2 separate regions of the Homo sapiens genome follow, and region 1 is linked to region 2. Evidence: read pairs that join two places in POLR2A ChIA-PET (ENCODE). Cell type or tissue: B cell. All regions are shown on one strand. Each heading gives the region's core, and the rest is flanking DNA. Links, peaks and the distances in the headings are about the cores only.

Evidence for each region. ChIA-PET counts read pairs that join two places held together with the same protein. Peaks named below come from ENCODE experiments on the same cell type or tissue, not always from the same donor. Only the 100,000 strongest peaks of a DNase experiment are listed, where the experiment ranks them.
Region 1: POLR2A ChIA-PET joins it to region 2 with 10 read pairs; 15 of 35 experiments call an interaction of 5 or more read pairs at or near these places.

Annotation. Positions count from the first base shown.
Region 1 is chr3:15,080,908-15,089,000 of GRCh38, forward strand. RBSN (rabenosyn, RAB effector) reads right to left here. Exons shown (of 14, transcript NM_022340.4): 6 at 4,954-5,054; 7 at 4,093-4,138; 8 at 3,828-3,989; 9 at 1,460-1,701. Among named protein-coding and RNA genes, the nearest start is that of RBSN, 14 kb to the right of the region's middle. In B cell, for the core only: no CTCF peak of the experiment used is centred there; no DNase peak of the experiment used is centred there.
Region 2 is chr3:14,953,917-14,962,009 of GRCh38, forward strand. The region is part of intron 1 of NR2C2 (nuclear receptor subfamily 2 group C member 2); the gene reads left to right. Among named protein-coding and RNA genes, the nearest start is that of FGD5-AS1, 9.5 kb to the left of the region's middle. RefSeq lists an enhancer at 5,475-5,614. In B cell, for the core only: no CTCF peak of the experiment used is centred there; DNase peaks (open chromatin) are centred at 4,295 and 5,665; H3K4me3 peaks cover 749 bases; H3K27ac peaks cover 1,744 bases.

The DNA.
Region 1 (8,093 bases), core at 1,632-5,631, 130 kb after region 2:
AACACATTAATTGTTGTTATCAATTTCCTGATTTATAGGCATACTTTCCAAGCAGAAAATTTTGTAGGAAGGAAAGAAAGTGAGAATGGAGCTTCTGATCAGATGTTTCGTTTTGTTTTTTTTTGAGAAGGAATTTTGTTCTGTCACCCAAGGTGGAGTACAATGGCGCGATCTCCACTCACTGCAACCTCTGCCTCCTGGGCTCAAGCGATTCTCATGCCTCGGCGTCCTGAGTAGCTGGAATTACAGGCACGCTGCCACCACGCCCGGCTAATTTTTATATTTTTAGTAGAGACGAGGTTTTGCCATGTTGGCCAGGCTGGTCTCGAACTCCTGGCCTCAAATGATCTGCCTGCCCCGGCCTCCCAAAGTGCCCGGCGAGATGTTTTTGAGAGGAGCAAGGCTTCCAGGGCACAAGCCAAGGTGTCTACCAAGACAAAAAGGAATTAGCTGCTACTTTCTTTCTCTGCCAAGTGATGCCAGGCAACAATGGGAAACCAGCACAAGGCATTGCCAGGGCTTACTTCAAAAGAGGAGGTGGCACAAGCACCGTGGGTATTCACAGAAATGAGATACCAGGTCGTGAACTCCACACAAAGGATGGAGAATGCTACATCTGCAACCCAACATGGGGCTTAATTGACACCATTTCTAGTAGCCTGAGTATTTACATAGGGATTCCAGAAACAGTGCCATTATGACCTGCAGAACTACTAACAATGACTATTCAGTGGTCATTAGGCAAAATTACACTCTTCCTCTGTTCAGAATGTTGCACAAGCTGCTTCCTCTGCCTGGGCTGATCTCTTCCCTGCATCTCTTACTGCCTCCCCACCCAGTCCACCTGGCTAGTCTTCCTCAGCTCACAGGTCTCACCTGGCCATTAAGGGACCAAGCCAGTCTCACTCCCAGATATTCTTTGCACACTATTTCCTCTCAGAGTATGCATCTAGTAGGGGGGCTGTGGGATCACTCAAGTAACGACAGCTGAGGCATTTGGACAAACTTAGAAGGGGACACTCAGTAAACTGGTGAAGCCTGAAAACTTGTAGAACTTTCTAAAACTTGTAAAGTCTAACACTCCCAAGTGAGTTTCCCAGGATTCTTCTGGCCCACTGTTTATGAACATCTCTAGCTTCTGCCCTTCCCACAGAACCTGTCTACACCACATGGCAACTGCCCTTCCTCCTATTGCCTCTGGGCCACCAAAGCTTCCACCCACCTGCTTTCAAGTGGCCAAGGAAGGCCACTTGAAACGAGTTTGTTGCAACACACCCAGGATGACTCTGACTCACACAGGGCCCTAGCTGGGAAATCATAACATGGGCCTTTAACAGGAACTACAAATAATTCAAACGAACAACTTCCCAAAGCATTCTCCAGAATCTGCAGGAGTGTACATAACAAACAGCCAAATCTGCCTAAGAAATTAGACCCAAGACCAGACAGCGCGAATCACCTCGTAGAGCTTCACGATGTCAGGTGTGTGCTCCTTCTCATCAATCTGCTGCTCTCTCTTGAGCAGCGTGTCCTTGCAGTGTGTACAGCAGCGGATCCGGTCATCGTCCTTCTCATCCAGGACCGAGCTGACACTGCTCATGCTGCTGATGCTGCCTCGGCGGGAGCCATGGACACTGTTGGGTGACTGGCTGGGGCTGGTGTGGGTGCTCAGGGACTCCTTGCTGGCACTGGTGAGCTTGTCTGTAACCACAACACCAACAGGCAGCAATGACCCCCACAGCATCCAATTACCATACCCACGACCTCAAGGTGTCAGTCCACAGGTGTTTGATTTGGAGAGTAATAAGATCAGGCTCCAGCTGTGGGCACGTACTGCCCCTCTGCCTTCCTGGTGTCAGACTCTGGTGAGAAAGGACTCCACTGCTGCCCCTCCAAATCCAAACAGCCTTCCCTTTCCACCTGCCACTCTCCTGCATTTGCCCTGTGCCTCCAACACAACAAACATTCTCCCAGGAGACTTTCCTCCACAGCCTTCTCCCTATTCCCAAACATCTGGCTCCTACCCTCTCTGAATGGCAGGTCCTCCAGGAAAGCCTTTTCCAATTCCCTGAGGCAAAAACTATCCATCCTTCCCATCAGTTCCCACCACATTGCCCATTTTGGAGCACTTTCCACTCTTCTCCCTGTGTACAGTTGCATGTACACCCCAGAGCTGCCCTAGGAACCTATGACTCTTTGTGGGTACGAACTGTGTCTTACTCACACTTGTACACTTAACATATCCAGCAGGGCCACCCCACAGCAGCTGCCCAGTAAATGCTGGCTAAAGAGCTCAAGAGAAGAAGGGTGAATAGTGTCCCAAAAAGGCAGCTTATAAAATCTCATGTGAGACAGGGAGTTGGTCTCAGGGAGAAAGTATCAAGGTACAGTGACCTGGTATATGTGAGAGTTGGAAAGAAGAAGCATCTGTTTTTGTCCCCACATTATCCAGACACCCCATGGCCAACAGTGTGCACAGTCAGCAGAACTCTCTAGTGTTGCAAATTTACCCCAAACTTCCCAGAAGCCAATGAGATCATCTTCAGCAACTTCTACTCAGCTTGGTTGCAAAGTCCTGGAGGATCGGGTTCCACCTAAACTTTGTCCTCCACACACCCCCAACTATTCTATTTGCTCATCTATTAACCTACCCTGGGCTTTCCAGAATTCCATGCCTTTGCTCCTACTCTTCACTCTACCTAAAATGTCCTCTTTCTCCATCTCTTTTGCAATCCTACTCATCTTTTAAGGCTCTTCTTGAACATCACCTCCCAGCCCTAAGCATGCATGCTCTCACTGTCCCTGAGCCCACAGCACTCAGCATCTCTCATATTATGATATTAGTCTTTTCTATATGGCAGTGAGTTGTCTGTGACTTATCCCACAGGAAGGGACTAGCCCACTGCTTATATTCAAGACCCTCTTCTCAAAGTCACACTTGCCACTTCCAAGCAGAGCAGACAAAGAGTTGGTCAGCCTCTCCTGAGTTCCTGACAGTCTCTTTCATTGTACATCTCTCTTTAGAAAGCAATTATTTATTTGTGAGTTTATATCCCCTGATAGATGCTAGACTCCTTGGAAGAATGGACAATGCCTTATAGGCTTATAGGCCAGAAATGGGCAAAAAATGACCTGTGAGCCAAGTCCAGCCTCCAGGCTGTTTCTATATGGCTCTCAAACTAAGTATAATTTTCACATTGCTATTTTATTTTATTTATTTATTTTTTTGAGATGGGAGTCTCGCTCGGTCACCCAGGCTGAAGTGCAGTGGCTCAATCTCAGCTCACTGCAGCCTTCACCTCCCAGGTTCAAGCAATTCTCCTGCCTCAGCCTCCTGAGTAGCTAGGACTACAGGCACATGCCACCACGCCAGGCTAATTTTTGTATTTTTATAGAGACAGGGTTTCAACATGTTGGCCACGCTGGTCTCAAACTCCTGACCTCAAGTGATCCGCCTGCCTTGGCCTCTCAAAGTGCTGTGATTACAGGCATGAGCCACTGTGCCCAGTCTAGTGTTCACATTTTTAAAAGGTTGTTTAAAGAAAGAAGAAATGTCACAGCAACCATATGTGGCCCACAAAGCCTAAATGTATTTACTATCTGATCCTTTACAAAGTTTGCCAATCCCTGTTATAGACCACTGTATCCCTGGCCCCTAGCATAGTACCTAGTCTGTAGTGGGTTTCACAGAAACAGCAACTCAATGAATGAAGATTCCCATGAGCCATTAATTTAACAAAAAGGTTCCACGATCCCAGTGGTAATTAGCAAATAAGCTAGGCCCAAAAGAAGATGAGGGTCCAGGGCCCCACCTCCAAGTCACCTACTTGCCAAGGGAAGGCTGATGAGCTCCATACACTTCTTGCACATAATAGACCCGCAGAGGCGGCAGTGGTGGCGGCGGTTCCGGATGCTGAACTTATTCCCACAGTCTGGACAGAAAGGGACATCCTGGTCGTTGACCCAAGGCACCACAGACTTTTCTATTGCTTTGGGAAGAGCAAACCAACAAGAAAGCAGGCCATTTTAAAGAGAGCTTTGGTCAGGGAAAAAAAGATAATAAGATGAATGTGAGCAAAGTTTTAAAGTTACCTCGAATCTTTGCAGACTCAGTATTTGTTCTGTCAAATGCAGTGAGCTGACCGGAAGAAAATAGTGCCAAATGAAATTAACCAGGTGATGTATACATGCTCCACACTTTCCAATACATCAAGTGGGAAATTAGCACATTTGCATTCCTCAAGTCTCATCTGTCATCCCCAACGCCACAAAATCACAAAAACAATTTCACATGGGACAGGGTATTAGTTTTGCATCTAGAACCCACCTCGCTTCCTATAACCCACTTCTAATCTCTTTATTGTCAGTTACCCATTTTAGCAATAACCAGGGGTAGGCAAGGATGGGTAAGGGCAACGACTGAAAGCAACAGAAAACTCTCCATTCTCCACGGTGCTCCTGGACCCTAAAACTGGCCACATATTTCTGCCTTACAAAGTACACATAAAGAACTGTACTTGTGCTTGCTACTATGCCCAGCACACAATCCAGGTTACACACAACAAGCACAACTAGGATGAAAATACACCCGTGAGACCTGGTGACCACTTCTTTGTTTGCCATCACACACTACACCTCACTGGATGATTGTGCCTGGGACACCCAAAAGAAGAATCTGAAGGAAGAAAGGTTTTCCAGCACCTGAGTGGGATTCATAGGTGGGAAAAGGGAAGCTAAGCATGTGGCAAGTTTGTCAACCTGGGCCATTCTCTTAAGGAATGCTGGCCCAGGCTAGAACTGTCCACCATGTCCTTTGCACCTCTCTAGAGAAGGTGTTTCTCTGCCACCATCAGATGTATATGATATATACAACACAGGCTATAGAAATGTGATTATTTTTCCCCAGAAAATGTGTATTTGTAGAAAAAAATGTTTTAAGACAACAAAATTTACCTTCTCTAACCTGATTATTAGTTTATTGACTTCCACAACATAGTGGTCAATTCTAGCAGCTCGGTGTTTTTTGAAGTCGGAAAGATGGCTTCTCACAGCACCTAGAGGGAAGGAAGGTAGGGAGACAAATGACTTATAGTTTCTCTGAGGGAGCCTAGTCTCTACCTTGCCTCTTATCCCAGTGAATTTCAAAAGCAGGTTGGTCAACATAGCGAGACCCCGTCTCTCTCCAAAAAAAAAAAAAAAAAAAAAAATAGTCAGGCATGGGTATGTACGCCTATAATCCCAGCTCCTTGGGAGGCCAAGGCGGGAAGATGGCTTGAGCTCAGGAGCTGGAGGCTTCAGTGAGCTATGATCCCACCACTGTACTCCAGCCTGGGTGACAGAGTGAGACCAACTTCAGAAAGAAAAAAAAATATATTTCAAAAGCAAGTAAAAACTCTAGGATTTTAGAGCCTTACCAAAAATTCAAAAACCAGGAAAGCAAATGGAAGAAAATCTGCTAAATTGTTAACCGCCTTTGGAGGCCACCAAGTACCATATGAGAGACCTGAGAGTAGAGCAGATAAGAGCATGGACTCTGGAGTCAGCCTGTGCTCAAGTTTCAATTCTGCCACACACTGTGTAACCTTGGACACATTACTTAACATCTCTGTAACTCTAAGAGTACTCAACTATCAAATGGAATAATAATGGTATCTACTTCACAGAGTTGTTAACGATGATTAAATAAGTTAAAATTTGTAAAGTCTTAACTGACTCTCATGCCAATGTTAAATAAACAGGGTGGGAACATTATGGGTGATTTAAACATTTTTGAATTATCTTATTGTTTTATACTTTATAAATTTGATACAATATGGTTTTTCCTCAGGATAAGGACAATTCTCAAAATGGCCAAAAAAATGTAAATGCTGGTAGATTCCCTTGTGGGAGATAGTTAAGCTGATACCTTCCTCAGTCCAGCAGCCAAAACCCAGGACAAATGTCTGCAACACAAATAGCTTACTGTCTGAGTAACCTGAAATATCCCCTGCTCAGTCTCACCTGTTCCAGAAACATATTGTCCTCAACCCTCCCGGCACTCAGTGCATGTCCTCTTCCCAATGATCATCTATTCATTTATAGACTATAATGTAACAGAATTTGTCACATGCCATGCTTTTAAAAAATTTTTTAATTGCCAAATAAAAATTGCATATATTCACCGTGTACAACATGATGTTTTGAAATATTTATACACTGGGAAATGGCTAAACAAGCTAATTACCATATGCATTACTTCATATACTTACCACTTTTTGTGGTGACAATACAAAGTCTACTCTCACTGATTTTCAAGAATACGAGATATTTTTATTAACTATAATCAGGCCAGGTGCGGTGGCTCATGCCTGTAATCCCAGCACTTTGGGAGGCTGAGGAGCATGGATCACTTGAGGCCAGGAGTTCAAGACCAGTCTGACCAACATGGTGAAACCCTGTCTCTACTAAAAATACAAAAATTAGCTGGGCATGGTGGTGCACGCCTGTGGTCCCAGCTACTCAGGTGGCTGAGGCACAAGAATTGAACCCAGAGGCAAAGGTTGCAGTGAGCCAAGATCACAGCAGCACACTTGAGCCTGGGTGACAGAGGAAGGCTGTCTCAGAAAAACAAACAAACAAAAAACTATAAATCACCACCTTATACAACAGATCTCTTGACTTATTCCTCCCGGCTGAAATTTTGTATCCTTCGATCAGCATCTCCACATGCTATACTCTTTATTTATTTTTGAGACAGAGTCTCGCTCTGTCGCCCAGACTGGAATGCAGTGGCGAAATCTCCAGGCTCACTGCAATCTCCACCTCCCAGGTTCAAGCAATTCCCATGCCTCAGCCTCCCAAGTAACTTGGATTACACACATGTGCCACCATGCCAGGCTAATTTTTGTATTTTTAGTAGAGACAGGGTCTCACCACATTGGCCAAACTGGTCTCAAATTCCTGGCCTCATGTGATCTACCTGCCTTGGCCTCCCAAAGTGCTGGGTTTACAGGTGAGCCACCGCACCTGGCCACACATGCTATACTCTTAACCATCCACATGTCTTTTCTTCCCTAATCATACTCTAACATCTAATTAAACTTTAATTTAGAATTCTTAGGGGTGACCATAAATATTAACTGCTAAAATTTGCCATTCATTTGACCTACAATTTGTGATTTCAGTTACTGCAACTGGCAACTTAATCAGAAAATCACCCTAGTAATCTCACATTGGCAATCATGAAACAAGGTATCACAAACAAGCTATCATAAATAAATATTAACTTCTAAAATTTGCCATTCACTTGACCTTCTACAATTTGTGACTGTCTTCAGTTGCTGCAACTGGCAACTTAATCAGAAAATCACCCCAGTAATCTCACATGGGCAATCATGAAACAAAGCTAATAAGAATTCATGTGTCCAAAATTTCTCCTTCATGTTTTGGATTGGCTTTCATATGTATCTCATAATTACATATGTATAGTATTATTATTATTTTTTTTTTTTGAGACAGAGTCTCGCTCTGTCACCCAGGCTGGAGTGCAGTGGTGCAATCTCGGCTCACTGTAACCTCTGCCTCCTGGATTCAAGCAATTCTCCTGCCTCAGCCTCCCGAGTAGCTGGAATTACAGGCATGTGCCACCACACCTGGCTAATTTTTTTGTATTTTTAGTAGAGACGGGGTTTCACCATATTGGCCAGGGTGGTCTCAAACTCCTGACCTTGTGATTCAGCTGCCTCGACCTCCCAAAGTGCTGGGATTACAGGCGTGAGCCACTGCGCCCGGCTGTATAGTATTATTTTTAAAGCAATTTTCTCCTGCAATAACAAAAATGTTTCCATTCTCCAATACAGTAGCAAATAGCCACAAGTGGACACAGAACACTTAAAATGTGGTTAGTGTGTGCTACAGGAAGTGACTTTTAATTTTATTTCATTTAAATTTATTTAAACTTAAATAGCCCATGACTGGTGGCTACTGAATGGACAGCACAGTTGTAGGACTTTCCTTATTCAAAGAGACACCTTCTATAACAGCACTAAAAAGATACAGTAGATGAGCCTGGGTAAATTTCGCTTTCCTTCTTGGAGCTCCAGTTTCCTCATCCA
Region 2 (8,093 bases), core at 1,880-5,879:
GAGGCTGGATGGCTCTTGAGAAGTTACACAATACTAGCGGGCTTCATGCTGCATTTCCCCCAGTGTATTTGTTGTATAGTGAATCTGATTAGGTATTATTTCTAGAACATTTTGGATATGTCATTTGTACCACACTCGTTCTTGTCCCCTGTCCCACCACTATGGTGTCTGTAATGATGCATCTTTTTATTAGGTTGATAAGATGACTAACCCTGGAATTGAAAAATCATTTTTTAATTGATTGCTTTACCAAGACTAAAAGCAGATGTCACAAAGTATATATCAGCTTTTAACTGGAAAGGCTAATAATTAGACTGTGTTGTTGACTTATTTAATATAATACAGATTTTTAAAAATAAAATAAATTTATAATATGTCTTTTCTAAAGAAATAAACAATGTACTTTCTCGAGAATAAAAATTAAAAATAGATAAAAGTAAAACAGTTAATTTTTAAAAATAGTAAAATTTTCAAACGAAGAAAAGAAAGCAGTACATCAAAAGGCATGTGTGAAAATGTTCATAGGAGCACTAATCATAAGGACTCCAAACTAGAAACAATCTAAGTGTTCATCAGCTATAGAATGGAGAAATAAATTGGGCATAGTCGTACATTAGAATACTGTACGACAGTGAAAATGGATTCACTTCTCATGGTTATTACAAAAATAATGTTGGGCAAAAGAAGCCAGACATACCAAAAAGTGTATTATAAACAGTGCAATAATATTATAAAGTAATGCCAGTAGTATAAAAGTCAGGAGAGGGAAGAGAAGTTATTGACTATGGGAAGGGGTGTGAGAGGGACTTTTGGGGGTATTGGTAATGTCTTGTTTTCTGATCTGAGTGGCATTTACATGTGTGTTCTGTGTGTTCAGTTAGTGAAAATTCATCAAACTGTTCATTTACGATTTGTGCCTTTTTTTGTTTTTTGAGATGGAGTCTCCCTCTGCCGCCCAGGCCGGAGTGCAGTGGTACGATCTTGGTTCACTGCAATCTCCGCCTCCCAGGTTCAAAGGATTCTCGTGCCACAGCCTCCCGAGTAGCTGGGACTACAGGCGTGTGCCACCATGCCCAGCTAATTTTTTGTATTTTAGTAGAGACAGGTTTTCACCATGTTGCCCAGGCTGGTCTTGAACTCCTGAGCTCAGGCAGTCCAGCCATCCCGGCCTCCTAAAGTGCTAGGATTACAGGCAGGAGCCACCGAGCCTGGCTGGTTTGTGCCCTTTTGTATCTGCGTGTTGTAGTTAAGTAAAAAGTTTTACTTAGTAAAATTGTTCTCACTATTTTAATTAATGTGATTATTGTGTAGGTTAAGTTTTAAGGGAAGAATGTGTTCAAAGTTCTAAAAGAACTGCCATGGTACTACCTGGGTGGAGCAGCCTCAGAAATTTCTGTTAGCAATACTGAAACATAAGTCACATATTACGACTTAGTGGTTGTGTATATCAGTTATTAAATGATCTAGCTTATTGATGTAAGCAATTTTTGTTCCCTTAGATAATTCTTTCCTGTCACTTTTTTTTTTCATTCTCTCCTTGACTTCCTTTTTTCTGGGAAATTATTTTGAAGGGCACTGTGATCTAGAGGGAATGTTGCGATTTTAGAGTCAAAGAGGCCTCAGTTGGAATCCTAGCTCCATCGCTTAGTAGCTGGATGATTTGAAACGAGTTACAAGTGCTGAGTCTCAGTTTTTTCCATCTTCATTGGTGAGCTAATATTACATACTCAGAAGGTATGCTAAGGATTAAATCATGCCTAGTTTGATTTAAAGCACATTGTGGATGTCAAGAGAATTTATCCTGCTTTCCTTCCATCCATCTACCCTGGCTCTTACTGATAGATATGAAGAAAGTCCACATCACCCTTACACTTGGGCTCTTGGTAGGATAAGAAAAAATCATCCACAGTATGTAGTGACTTTTTTAGGGGAGGTGTCAACACAGAAAATTGTAGAACTGCTCTGATACTATAAATATGTAAGAACTTCATTTATGTGAAAGCCACTTCTCTTCCCTACTAGTCACTCACCCAGCCTTGCTACTTCTACCATATACATATCATTGCTGCACTTTTTTACAGTTGCTTTGAATATGGAAGAAACAACTTTCCTATGGAGGGTCACAATGGAAAGGAAATTACCTGACCCTAAAGCTAAGTAAACTTGGAGTCTAAATAAATAATTGGCTTTCCATTGACAGGAAGTATACCTAAACTTAACCTTAGAGGCATCCCAGTGAGTATCTTTTCTGTTGATGAACATTTGTATTACACTAAACCTGCCACTTGAATTTCATTTTCTACTTTCAAGTCTTGATCTATGATTGCAAGTTTCAAGCTATGTATTTCTTATTTTTTATCCTCTCTCAGGCTATCTAAATCCTTCCATTTTAATTTTCCCATGAATATGAACAGACTTCTAACAATCAGAATAATTAGACTTATACTGAATGCCTTGTACCTATCAAGAGTTCTATGCCCAGTAGTATTTTGCAAGTAGTTATTAGGTATTGGTTTATTTTTAAATATTTGTAAGATTTTGTCCTAATTTAGCCCCATTGTTTTGCCCAGTTGTACAGTTTAACAGGGCGAATTACAAATGCTTTGTGTGGGTGTTTGTTTTTTTATTATTTATTTATTTTTTGAGACAAGAGTTTTACTTTTGTTGCCCAGGCTGGAGTGCAGTGGCTCAATCTCAGCTCACTGCAACCTCTGCCTCCTAGGTTCAAGCCATTCTCCTGCCTCAGCCTCAAACAGCTGGAATTACAGGCATATGCCACCATGCCTGGCTGATTTTGTATTTTTAGTAGAGATAGGGTTTCTCCATGTTGGTCAGGCTGGTCTCGAACTCCTGACCTCAGGTGATCCGCCTGCCTTGGCCTCCCAGAGTGCTGGGATTACAGGCATGAGCCACCGCCCCGGCTGTGTGTGTGTTTACACTACTTCCATGTGTATATAGTTAAATTTCATGTGAGCCTTATGTGAAAATCAGACCTATTCCTAATCATAATACACATTTTACAGTTTGAGTTACTTTCAGATTTCTTTGAGAAAGCAAAAGTGGCACCATCACCTTTCACCAATGATAGCTACCATGTGTTGCATTTCTATGTCCCAAGCACAACGTATACACATTTAAGATCAAATCTTCACTATAACCTCATATGGTCAGTATCTGAGAGATGAGCTTAGTGCCTGAGCCTCAGAACCCAATATAGTTGTTTAGCTAAGGAAATACCAAGACAGTAGATACTTTGCATGTTATATTTATAAGCCATGTAACACATAAATATGGATGATTTGAATCAGTTGATTGTGGAGGGAAAGGCAGCCTCACTCATTCCTATTAATGAAGGCAGCGTCTCCTTGTCCCAGGACTTGTTCATTGTTATCTGAAACTGGAGATTCAGGTGTTTCCAGAGCCCAGCTTTTCACTGCAGTGAAGTCTGTGCCCTACTTCACTAAAGAAACTCTGGTTGCAAGGTTTAGTTAGCTATCACTTTGTGAGCCTGGAAGAGCTAATTCAAAGTCATTGTTCTGTTCTCTGCTTCTTTGTTGTTGGTGGGGTGATATTGATCCACTTGGATTTGAAAGAATTTCTTATAAAACCTGTCACATAAGGCCAACCAAGTATGATTTACTACTATCATTCTATGGTCTGTATTACAATTTTTTATTTTTTTAGAGATAAGGTCTCACGATGTTGCCCAGGCTGGATATGAAATAGTTTTTATATACTGTGCCCTGTTGTCATTTGTGTGCTATCGAGGAAAAACACACTACTTTAAGAATCTGCCTTCATCTCTAGACTTTACTATTGCTACCACTTCCTAACTGGCCTCCCATCTACAGTCTCTGTCTTTTCTATCATTTCCACACTGCAGTCTAAATTTTTTTTTTTAAGATCCAGATTTGAGTGCATCATTTTTCTGCCAAACTCCTGATAATTCTCTGTTGTCTACAGTGTCAGCCTCTCTCCTTCCCTGGTCTCTGTAATAATTCCACACCACATTGCCATTCCTCAAATATGCCACTCTTCCTCATACCTGCCAGTTTTGTATGAGCTGTCCTCTCTGCTTAGAACTCTCTTGTCATCCATCTGTCTTTCCTTGCTACATTTCCATTCTTCCTTCAAGACCTAGTTTAAATAATTCCTCTCCTGTAACGTTTTCATTGGTTCTCACAGGCAGAGAGCAATGTGTCTTCCCCTGGGACACTCATAGCATTTGCTTTGCATAGATACTTCAGTTTCCTTCATAAGTTCATCAAGGACAAGGACTGTTTATTCTCCTCTTTCTCCTCCTTGTTGTTGTTAATTCTCAGCAGTCAGTTCATTGCCTAGTTCATAGCAGTTACTTAATAAGAACTGATGGAGGTGGTTGGACTTGATTAGTAAAATCACCAGAGGAAGATCTTCTGTAGCACTTTTTTTTTTTAACTTAAGGTACTCAGTATTATACTTCTTTTGGCAGCTAATCAGGTTCTTTCCCCTAAACATTATTGTGGGGGTGGGGGGCAATCTTTGAAGGTTAACAAGCTGAATGGGTGAAGTACTAGCCTTTAGGACTCAGGTTTCTGTACCAAGAGCGAGTTTAGTGTTCTGTCCACAGTGGTTGTTAATATAATGCCTTGTGTATAGTAACCACTTAGTGTTAGTTGCTGCTATTAGTGTTATGCTTGGCTCCACCAGCCAAGAAGGTTGTTTTTAAAAGCTTTATTTCTTTTCTATACTTTGTAGTATCAAAACAATAGGATTTTTTTGTTGTTGTTGTTCCAGATTGGTTGGGTGCTGCGGCTAATGCCTGTAATCCCAGCACTTTGGAAGGCTGAGGCAGGCAGATCTCGAGGTCAGGAGATCCAGACCATCCTGGCCAACATGGTGAAACCCCGTCTCTACTAAAAATACAAAAATTAGCTGGGCATGGTGGCGCATGCCTGTAATCCCAGCTACTGGGGAGGCTGAGGCAGGAGAATCGCTTGAACCAGGGAGTCGGAGGTTGCAGTGAGCCGAGATCGTGCCACTGCACTCCAGCCTGGCGACAGAGCAAGACTCCGTCTCAAAAAATATATATATATAAAATTGTGCTAGTGAAGATAGTTTTTCAAACTACATCTAGACACAACCCACTGTTCCTTGGAGCCTCTTATTCTAGTGGGACATCTCCTAATTGATAACCATTTTCTGGTGGTACTTTTTCAAAGATGTATGACCTTCTCACTGTGTGATCTTTCTGTCTCTAGGACCGCCTATGGCTGCGGTAGCAGTGAGAGAAGCTCTCAGGTGAGAGTCTTATACCCTGATGTTACCTTTTTTGTCTGGGTGCATTTTGGTTAAATGTCCACGCTGCCCCACTTCCTTACATTACTTGAAGATTCTGTTTTACTTCTTACATTGTGATATCCTGGAAGAAAAAGCCTTTGTCTTCCTTTTTTATATGAGAATAGGCTATATGGTTTGTGACTTATTTTCAAAAGTAATAGAAAATATTTTTTGAAACTACTTCTCTCCTCCTCTGACTGGATTTAAGTCTTTATTGAAAGCACTTGCTTTAACATAGTTTCTCTTTCAATTTCTCTCTCACTCTTAGTCTCATTTTTTTGTCTCTGCTTGTTTTTCCAGAAGGTGCACATTCCTCCTTGTTCATTTTTAAGCAGCTTCCAAAGCTGCTGTTGATGATGCCTGATGCTGCTTTGAAGGCAGAAAACCAACAGTGAGATCAAGAATTGTAAGAATTCAAGTGTATAAAGAAAGGTTGCTGCTCAATTCAAGTGTATAAAGAGAGGCGTTTAAGATGATCCAGGAAGTTGGTGTGGGAGAACAAGGTGGGGGGCACTTGTCCTATCAGAGAGCAAGACTTACGCTAACACTGCAGTAAAAAGATAGTGGTGGTGACCAAGAGAAAGACACAGAGAACTTAGTGGAATAGAATAGAGAACCTACAGTTATATCCACATATATAGGAAAAACAGATATGGCAGAGATGGCATTTCAGATCAGTGGGGAAAAGGATAGATTTTCCCCATATAGATAATCCATTTTCCAGAACTATTTCTTGAATAGAAAATGGTAAATGGATTATCTACATGGGAAAAAAATTAGTTGGATCCTTACTTCTCATCAGATTCAAGAATCAATTTGCAGATGGATTGAGGAGTTACATATGAGGGGAAAACTGGAACATTTCTAAGAAAATATTTACAGTTACATTCCTGGGATAGGACAGGATTTTCATAAATGAAAGTACAAACTGTAAAAGAAAATAGGGATAAATTTAGCCTTATTAAATTTAAGGACTTCTGTTCATCAAAAGACACCTTAAAGAAAGTAAACAGATGAACCACAGAGTGGGTGAAGATATTTATAACTTATCAACAAAAAATTAATGTCCAGAATACTTAGCTTTTCTAAACTTAAACAGATTTACTGCTGCTTCTCTGTGACTTCATATCTGTAGTCACCTGTTGTTAGATTTATCTTGGGATCCCCAGCCCTACCTGAAGTTGATTGATCCTGCAAATTTAAAGTGAATTATTACAGAAATAATTCTGTACTAGGCCTCTATTAAATCAGATTGTCATCTATAAAATCCACTTTTACTCATAATTTGATGTATCAAGCCACCTCTTTTAGGGAACCCAATAGAAAGATACACCTTTCTAGTACTCTGTTTCTATACTATTCAATAATATTTTCCTAACAATATTCCTGTAATAATTCAAATTCACATATTTCTTACATTGAACTATAGTTAATAACAGAGGAGAAATTCTGTTGACATCTAAAAGTGATAAAAATTATTAGTTGCAGCCACATGTTTAGATTTATTTTTTAATGTACAGTACCTATTGGCTATCCATTTCTTTAAAAATTCTTATTTTCTGTTTTGAGGAAGAATCAGACTCTAGACTTTTACATGCAATACTTGTATTTTTAACAAGTCAGTTGACTTTTCTGGTAGACTTAAAGACGCCTTTTCCTTCCATCTCCATTAGTTGTAACCAAACTATAGCAAGAAAAAAAGACCAAAAGGTATCTTTGTGTTTTTTTCTTGTAGAAACAAGTAAAAGTTAAGTTTTTACCATCTATTAAAACAATAAACTTATCTCCTCAGTTTCAGACCTAATCATATTTTGTGAAAATGAGTAACTGATACTGGTGGTCTCATGTCATTGTAGAAGTTGGTGCAGTATCTGCTGTCACAGAATTTTGACTCCTTGAAGACAGGAGCCAGGTCTTTCATATTTGTCAGTCACAGTTTCATCCTCCTGTTTCTTTCTCTTAGCATTCTGGCAATAAAATATGAATTAGAATTATCATAATAGAGGTGGCTATCTAATAATAAATAGAATGATGTAGAAAGTTACCAGAGAGTTAAAAAGCTTCATAGAGATCAGTGATTATAATACCTTAGATAGGAACTACAGAAAAATATTTTGTAAAATTGTATTGCAAGATAATCCACTTTGTGATTGAGGGAGGGCAGGCAAATGAACTGTAATTTTCTATATTGCACACTCAATAATACTGTATAGTTTTTATATGTAAATCTTGGTAATAGATTTGAGCTTTGTTCTCCTGTGGACCTTGGGACCTATACAGTCAATAGTGAATGTCCAGAAATTGGGTCTAGATTATACTGAATTCTTTGTGGTAGAGCCTTTGAAAGGGCTTAGGAAATATTCAGGAGAGCTTTCTCATGACCAGAAGAGACTGGAAGTCTGCTCCTTCAGCAATGCTGGTACTCAAATGTCTTGACCCAGGAAACTAGCACACTCTTTGATCTTTAGGTGATCACTCTTTAGGTGATCTTTCTCAATTTTTACGAATAATGACATCAAATCTATTTTTGCTACTAGTAGAAAGCCGAATTATCTGGTTTTGTAATTTAATGAGGACTTAATATAAATTAATATGTGTATGGGTACCATATTCTTGTTAGCACTCTTTAGTAATGCAGTCTCTTCGCTTCTTGCTTTGTTAGTGATAGTATTTGCCTTTCAACCTGTGAGTGAGGTATGTTAGCACCAAGCAGGGTTTTGCTTCTCACTTTGCCACTAGCAAAAGAAGTATGGTTAATGATAGCCATCTAGGGC